Regions from separate parts of the Homo sapiens genome. Here regions 1 and 3 are each linked to region 2. A link is a contact called in ENCODE Hi-C or POLR2A ChIA-PET data. All regions are on one chromosome and are shown on one strand. The core of a region is the stretch at or near the end of the contact, and the rest is flanking DNA. Distances in the headings are between cores, read along the strand shown. Region 1 holds the start of LIAS (lipoic acid synthetase). Region 2 has its middle 26 kb from the start of NSUN7. Region 3 holds the start of SLC30A9 (solute carrier family 30 member 9).

Region 1 (4,294 bases), core at 300-2,799, 1.3 Mb before region 2:
AGAGACACTTACGCTGTATAAAGCACAGGTTTGAGAAACCTCCCTTTCCAAAACAAGGAAGTCTGATACATCTGCTTACCAGTGTAACACCCTTGATCATGTTCTGTACATGACTACAAATAGTCCGAACGGTAGCCAGTTCCTTTCTGTTACCCCACCATTTGTCAACCCGGAGCTGTAACAGAACAAAAAATGTATTCTTTCCAGAAATATGCAGGCTTAAAAGACAACAGACCACTTACCGAATTACTTTAAGATTCTAGAATTAACCCTTATCAAAGCACATGGTTTTCAACTGGAAAAATCCAACCACCTATAAAACCTCCCAACAGTTAAGCTTTGTAGAAGTTGCAACAAACTTCCCTTCTGGAAAATTAAATCATCAGGTTTAAATGACCTACTGCCGGTTCCTGTGATTTTTACAAAGCAATCACTAGGAAAATAAACCAAACTTCTAACACCATTAAGACGTGTCACTGATGACCACTATTACATTTGAGCTTTATATAATTGGCTGTGTTCAGAATCTGGTTTTTCAATTTCACTGAACAGGCTGGTATTCTGGACAGCAACATTTAAAGCTGAAGCACTGAACCTTAATTCGAAAATTGTTAAAGCAACCAAATGTGATGCTGTTATAAACCACCTTCCAACGAGCAACTGAATTATCAGAAGAAAAACCCTCACCCTCTTTTTTTTCTTTCCAAGAAGGCTGAGTTCTACATTGATGTGATTGAAGTCCCTCCGCAGGGTTCCTCTGGGGCCCTTCACGATAACTGTGCGTCCCTTCAGAGTAATGTCGACTAGAAGAGAGAACACACTCGTCAGGCCACACAACGCTTGGAACGTGCAGTAAAGATGTAAGTAAAAGACATCAAGTCTCATACCATTTTCTGGAATGTCGACAGTCTGATTGCTGAGAATAGTCTTCATTCTGAAACACAAACACTGGGGGTGAGGCCGACGCAAGGCCCGTTTTTCCACCAAACTACGCCGCACAGAGCTCCACTCCTACTGGAGACTGCCAGGCGGAAGTTCCAGACAAGATGTCGGAGGACGGGAGACCGACAGCGGGCCCCAGTGTGTCCCAGCCTGGAAGGAGCAGCCCCAAAGCGAGAATTACGAGGCCCAGCAGTCGAACTCCCACTCAGCCCAACCCTGGAAGTCCTATGCGGGCGGTGCCATCCCGGCAAGACTGAGGGGCGGGAATAGGCCAAAAAGCCCACAACAGGATTCGCATCTGGCGCCGCCAGGCTCATATGGCGCTTGCCGAGCTGGGGGACAAACAGGACAAGGTTCCGAGAGTGGGAGCCGCGCCGCAGCCTTTCCCAGAGCAGATGGTTTCAGATTCCCAGTACCCCCACGAGCACAGAAACATCCTTACCTCGCAGTAGACGCAGCAAAGAAAGAACGTCTGTCGTCATTACGTACTTGTATCGCGTAAGGGGCCTGCGTATTGCGTCATGAGTGCGCGACGCACGTAAGGCTAAAGCAGCCAATCGTGGAGCAGCTTGGCTGCTTGTCATAAATGGAGCGACGTAATTTCGACCTGTCCTTTCCCGGGAGTTAGCGATCCCTCAACCCCTGCACTGCGCTAGTCCTAAAGAGGAAATGTCTCTACGCTGCGGGGATGCAGCCCGCACCCTGGGGCCCCGGGTGAGCGGCGGGGCGAACGGGTTTGGGCGTGGGGTGGGGGGATCCTATCCCTTCAGAGCGCCCATGCCCAATAATAAAGGCCAGTGCATTTACTGAACATTTACTACTAGCCAACGGCAGTTTTAAACGTTTTTCGTGTAATCTCATGTAATTATCCCGCCAGCCCCATGATATAGAGTCTCTGGCATCAGTTTGTTTGCAAGTCTCTCTGGGCCAGCACCGAGGACTTATTTTCTGCTTAGAGTGGTTTGTACCCTATATTTATGGAGCACTGCAGTGAGCACCCCACATAGCTATTCTGTCTTGGACTCTTACTGTGTGTGAGACACCACTCTAGCCGCAGAGAACACAAACCTGTCCGCTAGGCTTCAGCGGCAGACATTGAGAAGTGCAGTAGCAATCGTGCAACACCCTAACAGGCACTCTTTGAGTTGTCGAAGGTTCTTTTGAGATACATGTGCAGACTCGTGGATTTTGTAGTGTTTTGGCTATCTCATACACGTTTGTGTTCAGATGTAAAAGCCGAATACCATGATTTCTTATGTTCTTGACTGCCACGTTCAAACACAGAAACAATGTAACCTAGAAAGTAAAAACGTTCATCCTGGCCAACATGGTGAAACCCCGCCTCTATTAAAAATACAAAAATTAGCTGAGCGTGGTGGCGTGCGCCTGTAGTCCCAGCTACTCGCCAGGCTGAGGCAGGAGAATCGCTTGAACCCGCGAGGCGGAGGTTGCAGTGAGCCGAGATCGCGCAACTGCACTCCAACCTGGGCGACAGAGCGAGACTCCATCTCAAAAAAAAAAAAAGAAAAAGAAAGTAAAAACGTTAGGCTTGGTTTTAACCTTCCAGTTGTCTGAAACTAATTGGGCATTATTAACCTACGTTTCAACAATTATTCAAAGCTCGAGAGATTTATTGCACACTTCACTTTAAACGCCCCTGATTCAAGTCAGGACCAGAACAGTTTTAAACTGTGGCACCTTCTTCAGTTATTGCAGTTCAATCTTGTTGAAAGACAAACATCTAGTTCCTGGTAGGTGGAGTACATGAAAGTGTGATATATGTTAGTTCCAGAGATTTTCGGGCCGGGTGCGGTGGCTTACGCCTGTAATCCCAGCACTTTGGGAGGCCGAGGCAGGTGGATCACCTGAGGTCAGGAGATCGAGACCATCCTGGCTAACATGGTGAAACCCTGTCTCTACTAAAAATACAAAAAAATTAGCCGGGCGTGGTGGCGGGCGCCTGTAGTCCCAGCTACTCAGGAGGCTGAGGCAGGAGAATGGCGTGAACCCGGGAGGCGGAGCTTGCGGTGAGCCAAGATTGCGCCACTGCACTCCAGCCTGGGCAACAGAGCAAGACTCCGTCTCAAAAAAAAAAAAAAAAAAACAGATTTCCAAATCTATTCTAAACTCAGTAGTAAACAGTCAACTCTTACTCTCTTTTAGGTTTGGTTCCTTCAGTCATCTTTTATATTCTAATGCCCTAGAATACTAGAGCTCCTAGTTTGACATAATTTCTGAATCACTTTTTTGGCTTTACCCTTCCGTTTAGGTGTTATGATGGGTTAAAACTAAATTATTACGGACTCCACTAAATAAACGTCATAATTAACTCTTTCTTTAGGTATTTGGGAGATATTTTTGCAGCCCAGTCAGACCGTTAAGCTCCTTGCCAGATAAAAAAAAGGAACTCCTACAGAATGGACCAGACCTTCAAGATTTTGTATCTGGTGATCTTGCAGACAGGAGCACCTGGGATGAATATAAAGGAAACCTAAAACGCCAGAAAGGAGAAAGGTAATTGAAAATTTGAGATAATTTTAACGTCCCGTTCCTTTATTGTGCATTATTTTCAGATATAACCAAGCCCTAGAATCTGTTTTTAATATCAGACTTGTTAAATTTAGCTAAAAATCATTAGAAAGATGTGATAACAGAACTAGATAGAACAAGTAAGCAGATGAAATTTTTGGAATCTTTCTCTTTTCTCTTGCCCTTACTATGTTACACTGCCATCTCCCCATTTTCTACCCAGCATCCAACTTCTTCAGAGTAAAGATTACTGCTTTGCTACTAGTCTGTTAGATCTGGGTTAGTAGCTGTTGATGATCTAACTTGTGCTTCTCCTAGTCAATTTACATGTGACCTATGGATACCTTGCCTTAATTTAAAAGAATGATGGAATTTTATGTAGAAGGTAGATTGAGTTGAAAGATAACTTAATCCTGCTCCTTCTATATCACAAGTGGATGGAAGTCATGGAGAACCAAGGATACACAGTCTCCAGTCCAAATTTTAGATCTTTTTTCCATTGAGTAACCACTATAAAATCTAGAATGTAGAGCAGACAGTGCACAGTTGTGATCTTTCCTCAGTCTAAACAAGTAGAGTACTTTTTGGCAGTATCATTCATGAGGGATGAGATATTTGAAAACTTGCTCATTCTCTTATTAGAATAGTGTAACTCTGCCTTTGCAAAAAAGGTAGACGTGAGTATAGCGCCCTGTTACACTCCATTATTGGTGTTTTCTTTTTGTTTGTTTGTTCTTGAGACAGTCTTGCTCTGTCACCCAGGTTGGAGTGCAGTGGCACAATCTTGGCTCACTGCAAGCTCCGCCTCCTGGGTTCAAGGGAT
Region 2 (4,633 bases), core at 383-2,882:
GATGTCAGGGTATGGGGAAGTACTGATGTATAGTATTTACTAATTTCCATGATGTAAATATCCCCACTGTGGCTGAATTCCAGCTGTTAATGTGAGGTTAACCAATTAGCAAAATTGCTGAAAATTTAACAATTGGCTCCTGTGAGCTTGTAGGAGCTGGTTCCAGCACCCACTGCATACAACTCAGAAACTTAAATGGATCCAAGGCATCCTATCCTCCTTCCCACATCTGTTACAATAGGAGAGAGGTCTCTCCTATTCTCCTCCTATCTAAAGCAAATGATCTGCCTTCTATGGTATCTTGTTCTATCAATTAAAATCCTTTTTTCTTGTATCTTCTACTTCCCCCTAACCTCTTTTTTTTTTTTTTTTTTTTTTTTTACAGAGCCTGGCTCTGTCGCCCAGGCCGGAGTGCAGTGGCACAATCTCAGCTCACTGCAAAGTTCGCCTTCCAGGTTCAAGTGATTCTCGTGTCTCAGCCTCCCAAGTAGCTGGGATTACAGGTGCCTGCCACCATGCCCGGCTAATTTTTGTATTTTTAGTAGAGACGGGTTTTCACCATGTTGGCCAAGCTGGTCTCGAACTCCTGACCTCAAGTGATCCGCTCGCCTCGGCCTCCTGAAGTGCTGGGATTACAGGTGTGACTCACCATGCCTGGCCCTGAACCTCCCCCTTTTTTACTGACTGACTTCTTTTTCTCATTTAAACTTAGTTAACCCTGTCCCACCTTTTCTATTTGTTTGTTTTAAGAACCAACTCTATTTGACTCCACATTTCCCTCTGGTTATGTCACAGATCTACTTCATAAAAGAATGGTTTCCACTGCCTGACTTACTCATCTGCTTACTGAAATCTGGGTTTCCACTGAAATCTCCTAAGTTACTAACAACTTCCTTGTTACTAAATTCAATAGCAAATTTCAGTCCTTGCTCTACTGACCTCTCTTTAGCAGCTGACACATTTGACCACTTCTTTCCTTGGCCTCTGTGACTCGATGATCCTACGATTCTCCTCATTCCTCTTGGCCTCACCTCTGTTTCCTTTTCTGGCTCCTCCCTTCTGTCTTTCTCTGACTTGTTAGTGTTTCCCCATGGTTCTACCAAAAGATAAGAGATCCCTTCTCTTTTCATTCTACTTTCCCTGGATCTGATCTCCTCCCATGGCTACAATTACCATCCCCAGGTGGATGACTAGTGATGGTTCCAGGCCAAGTCTTTGCATCTAGTAGGCATATTTGTTTGAATATCTTTGGAAGTATCATGATCGTAACATTTCTAAACTGAAAGCTCCCCAAATCGCCTCCCTTTCTGTGCTCCTGGAACAGTGAAGGGCCCCAAGTTGCCCATGCCAGAACCTTGATTCCTTTTCTCTGATACCTCATTCCAATTAATCACTAAGTCCTGCTGATTCAACTTCACATCTCTTACTCCTGTCTACCTCTCATCATCCTCAGGGTTACCACCCTGGTTCAGGCACACTACCTCTCACCAAGGTTATCCTTCCTGGTCTCCTAACCGGTCTTTCCACTTCCAGCCTTGCCTCACCCCAATCCATCCTACATTCTGCAGTGATGTCTCAAAAACGCAAATGTGATCATGTCATTTGCCTCTTCAACAGCTTCTGATGGTTCCCCTTTGTTTTGTCACATGAGTGGTCTGACCCTCATCTGCCTCTTCCTGCTCCCCACCGCATTTCCACTGATCTAAACTTTTTTCAGTTCCCTAAGCATACCATGTGCTGTTTCATCTGTGGGCCTTTAACTATACTGTTTACTTTGCCAAGAACACCATAATTTACTTCCTGGTGAATAGAGACAGGAAGTAAATTATATTCATAATCTCTCTTACCGTAACTTACTGCTTCTTAGACATTACTTACTGCTTCTTAGAAATTACTTCCTGCATAAGTGCCGCTGACCCAGCCCCCTCCACCTCCTGCAATGTTTGTTTAACTTGTCTGTCTCCCTGATAAACACTAACCTCCATAAGGACTGGGACCTTGTCTATTCTCTTCACCCCTGTATCCCCATTGATTTAAATCAATAACTCCATCCTCATTCTACCCCCTGCAGCCCCTGGCAATCAATCACCAATTTACTGTCTCTATGGAATTCAACCTCCCTCAGCAAGTTGCCAGTGGGAAATACTGAGCCTAGACCTACTATTAACTTTTAAAATAAGAATATTGAGTTAGTAATTAAGTGCCAATTATTAAACTTTTTTGTGCCTTATTTCCTTAACTTTGAAAGGATGCCTACTCATTCAAGGGCCCAAGCCAGATGACCTGCAGGGGTTTTTTTTGGTTTTGTTTTTTTTCTTTTTTGAGATTGTGTTTCGCTCTTGTTGCCCAGAGTGCAATGGTGTGATCTCGGCTCACCGCAAACTCTGCCTCCTGGGTTCAAATGATTCTCCTGCCTCAGCCTCCAGAGTAGCTGGAATTACAGGCACATGCCACCACGCTCGGCTGATTTTGTATTTTTAGTAGAGACAGGGTTTTTCCATGTTGGTCAGGCTGGTCTCGAACTCCTAACCTCAGATGATCCACCTGCCTCGGCCTCCCAAAGTGCTGGGATTACAGGCATGAGCCGCCGAACCCAGCCTGACCTGTAGTTTTAATTGCTTGACAGTCATATAAAACTTTGCCTTATTCAGCTTCTCATTTATGGTTCTGGTCAATTCATAGAATTTCCACTTACAGGAATGTCAGTTTCTGTGGCAGGAAGCAAAACCTCTCAGTATGCTCTGAGGAACCTTCCATGACTGCCATGACCAGTTCCTCAAGTCCCTGCCTTCCAGCCTACACTCTTCCCTATTCTCTAAATATGAGTTTCTTCCACTCTGATTTCAAGGAACTTGGATTATGGCAAGTCAACTTTTGAGACAGGGTCTCACTCTGTCACTCAGTCTGGAGTGCAGTGGCACAATCTTGGCTCACTGCGATCTCCAGTTCCAGGACTCAAGCCAGCCTTCCACTTCAGCCTCCTGAATAGCTGGGACCACAGGCACGCACCACCGGACCCAGCTAATTTTTCTGTATTTGTAGAAATGGGGTTTCACCATATCACCCAGGCTGGTCTTGAACTCCTGAGCTCAAGTGATCCTCCCGCCTCGGCCTCCCAAAGTGCTGGGATTACAGATGTCAGCCACTGTGCCAGGGGCAAGTCAACATTTTAAAACCTGTCTTACTTAAAAAAAAAATTTTTTTTAAATAAATGAATAAATAGGCCAGGTGTGGTGGCTCACGCTTCTAATTCCAGCACTTTGGGAGGCTGAAGTGGGTGGATCATCTGAGGTCAGGAGTTTGAGACCAGCCTGGCCCACATGGTGAAACCTCTTCTCTACTAAAAATACAAAAATTAGGTGGGCGTGGTGGTGGGCACCTCTAATCCCTGCTACTCGGGAGGCTGAGGCAGGAGGATCACTTGAACCCAGGAGGCGGAGGCTGCAGTGGGCCGAGATAACAACATTGCCCTCCAGCCTGGGTGACAAGGGCGAAACTCCTTCTCAAAAAAAAAAAATAATAAAAGAATAAATAAATAAAACCTGTCTTACATAAAATATTTTAATTGCCTCTATTCAAAATCTATCTTTTAGTTAAGACTTTTTTACATTTTTAGTTTTTGTTTTCAGAAATATGTAATGAAAAGTAATAGTAAAAAAAAATTGACATTATTTTAAGGTAAAGATACATCTTCCATCTCCAAGGCTGCTTTATGAATTGTAATTGGAAAAAATAGCTGATCAAATAATCTTTTCCCTAAATATCGTATTTAACATTAATTGAAGTCTATGAGGTACTAGGCACAATGCTAAAACTTTTATCTACATTGCCTTAATTAAAACCCAGGGCAACCCAGCAAGATAGGAAATATTATTATCTCCATTTTGCCGATGAGAAAACTGAGACTGAGAGATTAAATGACTTGTCCAAGGTTACATGGCTAGTAACTAAAGATCAGAACCTAGGTTGGTCTCTGACTACAGAATCCAGAATCCATTATGTTCTTTCCGGGAAAAAAAAATTAATGGTCAAGTTAAATGGTAGCTTGATCACATATTGTCTACTCTGAAAAGTAGCATTAAATTCTGTTTTTGTTTTTGCTTTTGGTTTTTTTGAGACGGAGTCTCACTCTATCACCCAGGCTGGAGTGCAGTGGCGCGATCTCGGTCACTGCAACCTCCGCCTCCCAAGTAGCTGGGACTACAGGCGTGTGCCACCACTAGCATGACTAATTTTTTTATTTTTAGTAGAGATGCGGTTTTGCCATGTTGGCCAGGCTAGTCTCAAACTCCTGACCTCAAGTGATCCACCCACCTCAGCCTCCCAAAGTGCAGTGATTACAAGCACTGTGCCTGGCCACATTAAATTCTGTTTTAAATGTTTACAGCAGCCGGGTGCAGTGGCTCACGCCTGTAATCCCAGCACTTTGAGAGGCCAAAGTGGGCAGATCCCTTGAGGTCAGGAGTTCCAGACCAGCCTGGCCAACAAGACAAAACCTCCATCTCTACTAAAAATACAAAAATTAGCCAGGCATAGTGGTGGGTGCCTGTAATCCCAGCTACTTGGGAGGCTGAGGCAGGAGAATCACTTGAACCCGGGAAGCAGAGGTTGCAGTCAGCCGAGATCACGCCAT
Region 3 (4,742 bases), core at 732-3,231, 1.3 Mb after region 2:
TGTGTCTCAAATGGAGCATAAAAACAAAGTCTCTTGGTAAGGATGGGATTTAGGGTCAAAGGAAATTCCCCTAAGGAACTCTAAAACTGACATTATCTTAAGTTTTAGCACTTGGGGAAGTTTCAAAGACTTTCCAAAAGGATAAGTATATCATGATATGTAGGTATAAATACCAAGACAACTGCAGAGTTATTTTAATCCAAGTCTGTTGAGGCTTTATTATGTGATACAGCATTGTGAGAGTTAAGGTAACAGAAAATGATACACTTTGTTCTTCAAACTTATTTGGCAAATCAAGGGTACTGGAGGTTTATAACAATTAGTAGTGTCTAAGTCAAGTTACACCCCAACTATACCAGGAAAAAGAAGGACAGGAAAGCACACACTGTGAAATTTTACTGTGCACCAACATATTTTACACATCAGGTGGGCTGTTATGGAAATTAAGAACTCTGCACAAAATGTATTTTTTTTAAAAGTTTTATCAAGAAAGGAACATTTTCTTCTAAAAATGATTAGTACAGCTAAACAAAATAAAAATAATAATCCTATCGCACAAATTAAAAATAAAACCTGAGAAGTTTTGATCAGGCTTGCCTAAAACGAGTTGAAACCAAAGCCATTTTAAGAATCCAAAATATGAGATTAGTTTTGTTCAAAAAGAATTATCCATAAAAGTTAATAGATGTTTGCATAGTTACCATAAAATAAGAGGTAAGCCTTTATGTATTTTTACTTCATAAAGTTGAATTTCTATTAAAATCTATTACAAGAAAGGGAAAGTAACTTTCCAGTAATATTCAGATTTTTTAGTAATATTGAGCCTACATTTATGGGACATCATTTTTTAATGTTTGTCCACTGAATATTTTAAGTTATGTTTGTCATAGGAAATTAAATTTGCTTACCATTCTTAACGATAATCTCTTTCCTCATTTGGTTATACTTATCTCAATTAGTATAAGAGACTTGTTGATTTTTTTAAAAATTAAGGACATACTAAATTTCCCCGAGATAGTTATTTTGCAGTAATATAGATAAGCGACTCAGATTAACTTTAAAACAAACCACCATACATTCCATTCAATTTATTTTTGCCAGGCATTGTTTTAGCGGCTTTATACAGCCATGTACAAAATAGACAAGATTCCAGCATCATGATGCTTATTTTCTATTCTAGGACACAAAATAGAAAAAAAAATCTCAAATAGTGATAAGCGTTTTGAAGAAAAGTATATAGGACAGCCGGGTAGAGAATGACCAGGACTACCATAGCTAGGGTGGTCAAGGAAGGCCTCTCTTGAGTTTGAGTTAAGAGCTGAATGAGCATGGCAGAGAGAAACAGTTAACGTGGATACTGTTCAGGTTTCTTTCTCCCTGGGACCAAAATGTTTCGAAGTCTGCATACCTCCGTTTACCCTAACTTGTCATGAACATAAAACCTCTTATATTGCAGGCAAAAATCTGAGGTTCACAGATTAGTAGGGCAAGTAGCTGATTCCGAAGTGTGTACTTGCCTTTATGATACTGGATACACACTGGTGTTAACAAGGAGAACGATGTACGTGGCAGACGTTCGGAGAGTACTGGACATGTTGGTTCTAATTTGGGTTTATCCTGGCAGGCTCTAGGTAGAGAGGCTCAGAAAACCTGCGTCCATCCTTCCCATCTTTCCTCCCATTTCCGAAACCACGGCCCCGGTTTCGAGTCCAGAAAAAAAGGAATAAGTAGAACTCCCAAAGGACAGCTTTCCTGGCTGAACAAGATGTAAACAGTTTACGTGATTTCCAACCAAGCGCAAAAGTACAGGTGCAAAAGAAGACGGCAGACACCAAACTTCCCCTGCAGCCACGCCCTCCCCACTTTGGGAGTCTGGGTCCCCGGGAAGGAAGGCCTCCCTATTGGTGCTCAACGTGTTACGTCACTTCCGCTACCTCCACGGCAGGCGTCGCTAAATGACGTTGCCGTTTCCGGGTCACCCAGGCAGCTTGTGGCGGCGAAGCCATCGGTGTTCGCTGATGTCCAGTCTATGGAGTCAGTTGGTACCGGTGGCGGCGCGGAGGCAGAAGGCGGTGTCCGAGTAGGGGCCTCTGCCCCACCAGGATGTTACCCGGCTTGGCCGCCGCCGCGGCCCACAGATGTAGCTGGTCCTCCCTGTGCCGGCTCCGTCTGCGATGCAGGGCGGCGGCCTGTAATCCCAGCGACCGCCAGGGTGAGTGTCCCGCGCTGGCCGCTGGCTCCGTAGAAGCCGAACTGGAGGGCCAGGCTGGGCTCGGCGCCTCGCCTGGGGCAATTCGCCCACTTGCCTTTCGCCAACCTCAGAACCTTCCTTTCTGGCCTCCGCCTTTCCAGTTCAGCCTGCGCAGCCCGCGGGGGTCCTGACAGGTCTCTGACTCTGATGCCTTCTGCAGCCCTAGCATGGCCCCCGCGGGAACTTGTGGGCACCTCGCGGGCCGGATTGCACCTCTGAAGCCTACCGCTTTGTACCAAACAAAATGTTACGTGCGCATCGCGGTGTCCCGCGGTTACTCACCTCCGCGGTTGGAAATTGCGGACTCCGCAAAGTTCCAGGGTCTTTGGAGCTTTCCAGCGCACCTTCATTTAGCACTTGGTTGAGATTTTCTTGGCCTTCTTTTTCTTACTCTCCCAACTTATTTTCTTAAATTTTCTAAAAGGAAGGAGGGGTGCTACTCACTACGGATCTTTTGGAAGAAGTACGAAAGTATCCGACAATCATTGAATGAACCCAGTTTGGGTCCGAAAAACAAAGAAACTCTTCAGTTCGGCTGAGCAGTCTTTTTGGTGAAAAGGTGGCAGTTGTAGTGGTAACCCAGAAAAAAAGGTGGTTGAAGAGAATTTTCGTCTCTCTCAACATTCTTTTCTGACTCAAATTTAAATGGTTTGAGAGTTTCCAAAATAACATTGAACTAATCAGGCTTACCTTCGTTTTTGCCGTAGCTTGACACACATTGCTTGACACTGAGAACTGATAGGATCTCTGAGGGAGAAGACAGAACTAAGTCCACCCTTAACCTAATCCCTCCATTCTTGGGATGCAGAGAGTATTTACCGAAACATTCATGTTCGAAGCCAGGTGTGGTGGTGCGCTCCTGTAGTCCAGCTACTCGGGAGACTGAGGCAGGCAGATCTTTTGAGCCCAATAGTTCTAGGCTAGCCTTGGCAACATAGTGAGCTGTCTGTAAAAACATAGGTTTGAAAAAACCTGTAACATGTTCGTGACCTCCTGAAAGAAGTCGGAAGTTGCAGTCATTCGAGATTTTATGTAATATAAGCTATAGTAACTATGCTGTGGATATAAATTAGAATATATTCGTATCTTTTATTTGCAATAAATGTAAAGCTGAATCTTAGAATTTCAAACGGATAAATTTTAACAGCACTATTCCCAGGGCTTTTTTGGTAGTGATAGAAAAGTGTAACTGTTGAGTTTTTCCATATTGGCAATATACTGCCAGGTTCCCTTATGGACAGAATGAATCATCGGCTGGGTGCAGTGGCTCATGCTGCTAATCCTCAGGAAGATTGTAAACCTTAGGACGCTGAGGTGGGTGGATCGCTTCAGCCCAGGAGTTCCAAGACCAGCCCGGGCAACATGGCAAAACTGCCTCTCTACAAAAAATTAGCCTGGTTTGGTGACGCGCGCCTGTAATCCTAGCCTGTACTCAGGAGGCTGAGGTGGGAGGATCGCTTGAGCCCAGGAAATTGAGGCTGCAGTGAGCCTTGAGCATGCCAGTGCACTCCAGCCTGGGTGACAGAGTGAGACCTGTCTCAAAAAAAAAAAAAGAAAAGAAAAAGAAAAATGAATCATACGTTTATACTGTACTCCAGAATCCCCAAGTAAGTTTCTAACACAATTGTTTCTATTGACCAAGCAATTTTGGCATTTTACACTGAAATTACAGTGGCTGTTAAATTTAGTCTAAACTGCCCTTTAAGTGTTGGCAAAAAGGAGAAGAAACAGTGTAATTTGTAATCCCTCTTCTGTGTAGCTGTCATTATGTTGAAAATTATGTATTCTTTGTCTCATCTGTCTGTGAAACACAGATAATTATTACCTACCTTAGTGGTCAAAATGACTTTGCAAAGTTGTTTGGAATGTTTATTACTACAAAAAATTAAAATTTTTTTTACACTTAAAAATGCTTAGTAGGTTTTTAAAAATAACTTTGTGAAAATTTAGTTTCAGTAATGAAGCATTTCTTAAAAGGGCAACCATTATTATGGCAAAATTTAAAAATCATTTAGAAAAAGAGTACTATTTAAATTGGATGCATGTGAGAAGACTATTTGAAGAACTTTTGGAGAAAGAAAATCTAAAAACAGTTGTTTTTATTTGTCTAGAAGTAAGGTTTAGTTTATGCTTCTAAAATGCCTGTGGCTGGGAAAAGCTTATAAAGCATAAGGAGAGGAGGAAACCTTGAGGGATTGCTTGAATACTTAAAAATGAGGAATGCCTTTAAAGGCAAAATAGAAACTGTCTAAAAGAAATATGAGAGCCCTGTTTGTAATTTTGAGTTGTCTGATAGCCACATTAAAAAAAGTAAAATTAAAGATGAATTAATTTTAATATATCCTAGAATTAATTTTAATAACGAAATTTATATATTTTAATAATAAAATATATAAAATTTAATACTATTTTATTAAGTATATTCAAAATATTTCAACATGTAATCAATATCAAAATTATTGAAGTATTTTACATCATCTTTTTGTACTGT

The links. Hi-C counts contacts between places; a loop is a spot of excess contacts on that map. ChIA-PET counts read pairs that join two places held with the same protein, here RNA polymerase II (POLR2A). Pooled maps may share reads with other maps.
Region 1: a loop to region 2 is called in a pooled map, with 4 times the contacts of the local background. The contact joins the promoter of LIAS here to the enhancer-like site in region 2. A Hi-C loop is called at or near these places in 7 of 50 pooled maps. POLR2A ChIA-PET finds 5 or more read pairs at or near these places in 2 of 52 experiments (OCI-LY7 and WTC11).
Region 3: a loop to region 2 is called in a pooled map, with 16 times the contacts of the local background. The contact joins the promoter of SLC30A9 here to the enhancer-like site in region 2. A Hi-C loop is called at or near these places in 1 of 168 maps with a recorded cell type or tissue (heart right ventricle) and 3 of 50 pooled maps. POLR2A ChIA-PET finds 5 or more read pairs at or near these places in 1 of 52 experiments (A673).

What each region holds. Positions count from the first base shown.
Region 1 is chr4:39,457,507-39,461,800 of GRCh38, forward strand. It overlaps LIAS (lipoic acid synthetase), which reads left to right and starts at 1,550. Exons shown (of 11, transcript NM_006859.4): 1 at 1,550-1,656; 2 at 3,284-3,456. The coding sequence starts at 1,612. It overlaps RPL9 (ribosomal protein L9), which reads right to left and starts at 1,416. Exons shown (of 8, transcript NM_000661.5): 1 at 1,385-1,416; 2 at 888-934; 3 at 688-803; 4 at 80-175. The coding sequence starts at 933. RefSeq lists enhancers at 417-1,167, 1,363-1,657, 2,028-2,077 and a silencer at 1,598-1,647.
Region 2 is chr4:40,721,144-40,725,776 of GRCh38, forward strand. No RefSeq gene overlaps it. Among named protein-coding and RNA genes, the nearest start is that of NSUN7, 26 kb to the right of the region's middle. Within about 2 kb of position 1,633, at least 12 of the 41 ENCODE cell types and tissues checked have a DNase peak (open chromatin) inside an H3K27ac peak, as active enhancers do; they include heart right ventricle, where a contact is called at or near this core.
Region 3 is chr4:41,988,549-41,993,290 of GRCh38, forward strand. It overlaps SLC30A9 (solute carrier family 30 member 9), which reads left to right and starts at 1,982. Exons shown (of 18, transcript NM_006345.4): 1 at 1,982-2,212. The coding sequence starts at 2,104. RefSeq lists enhancers at 1,654-1,733, 2,014-2,153 and a silencer at 1,863-2,082.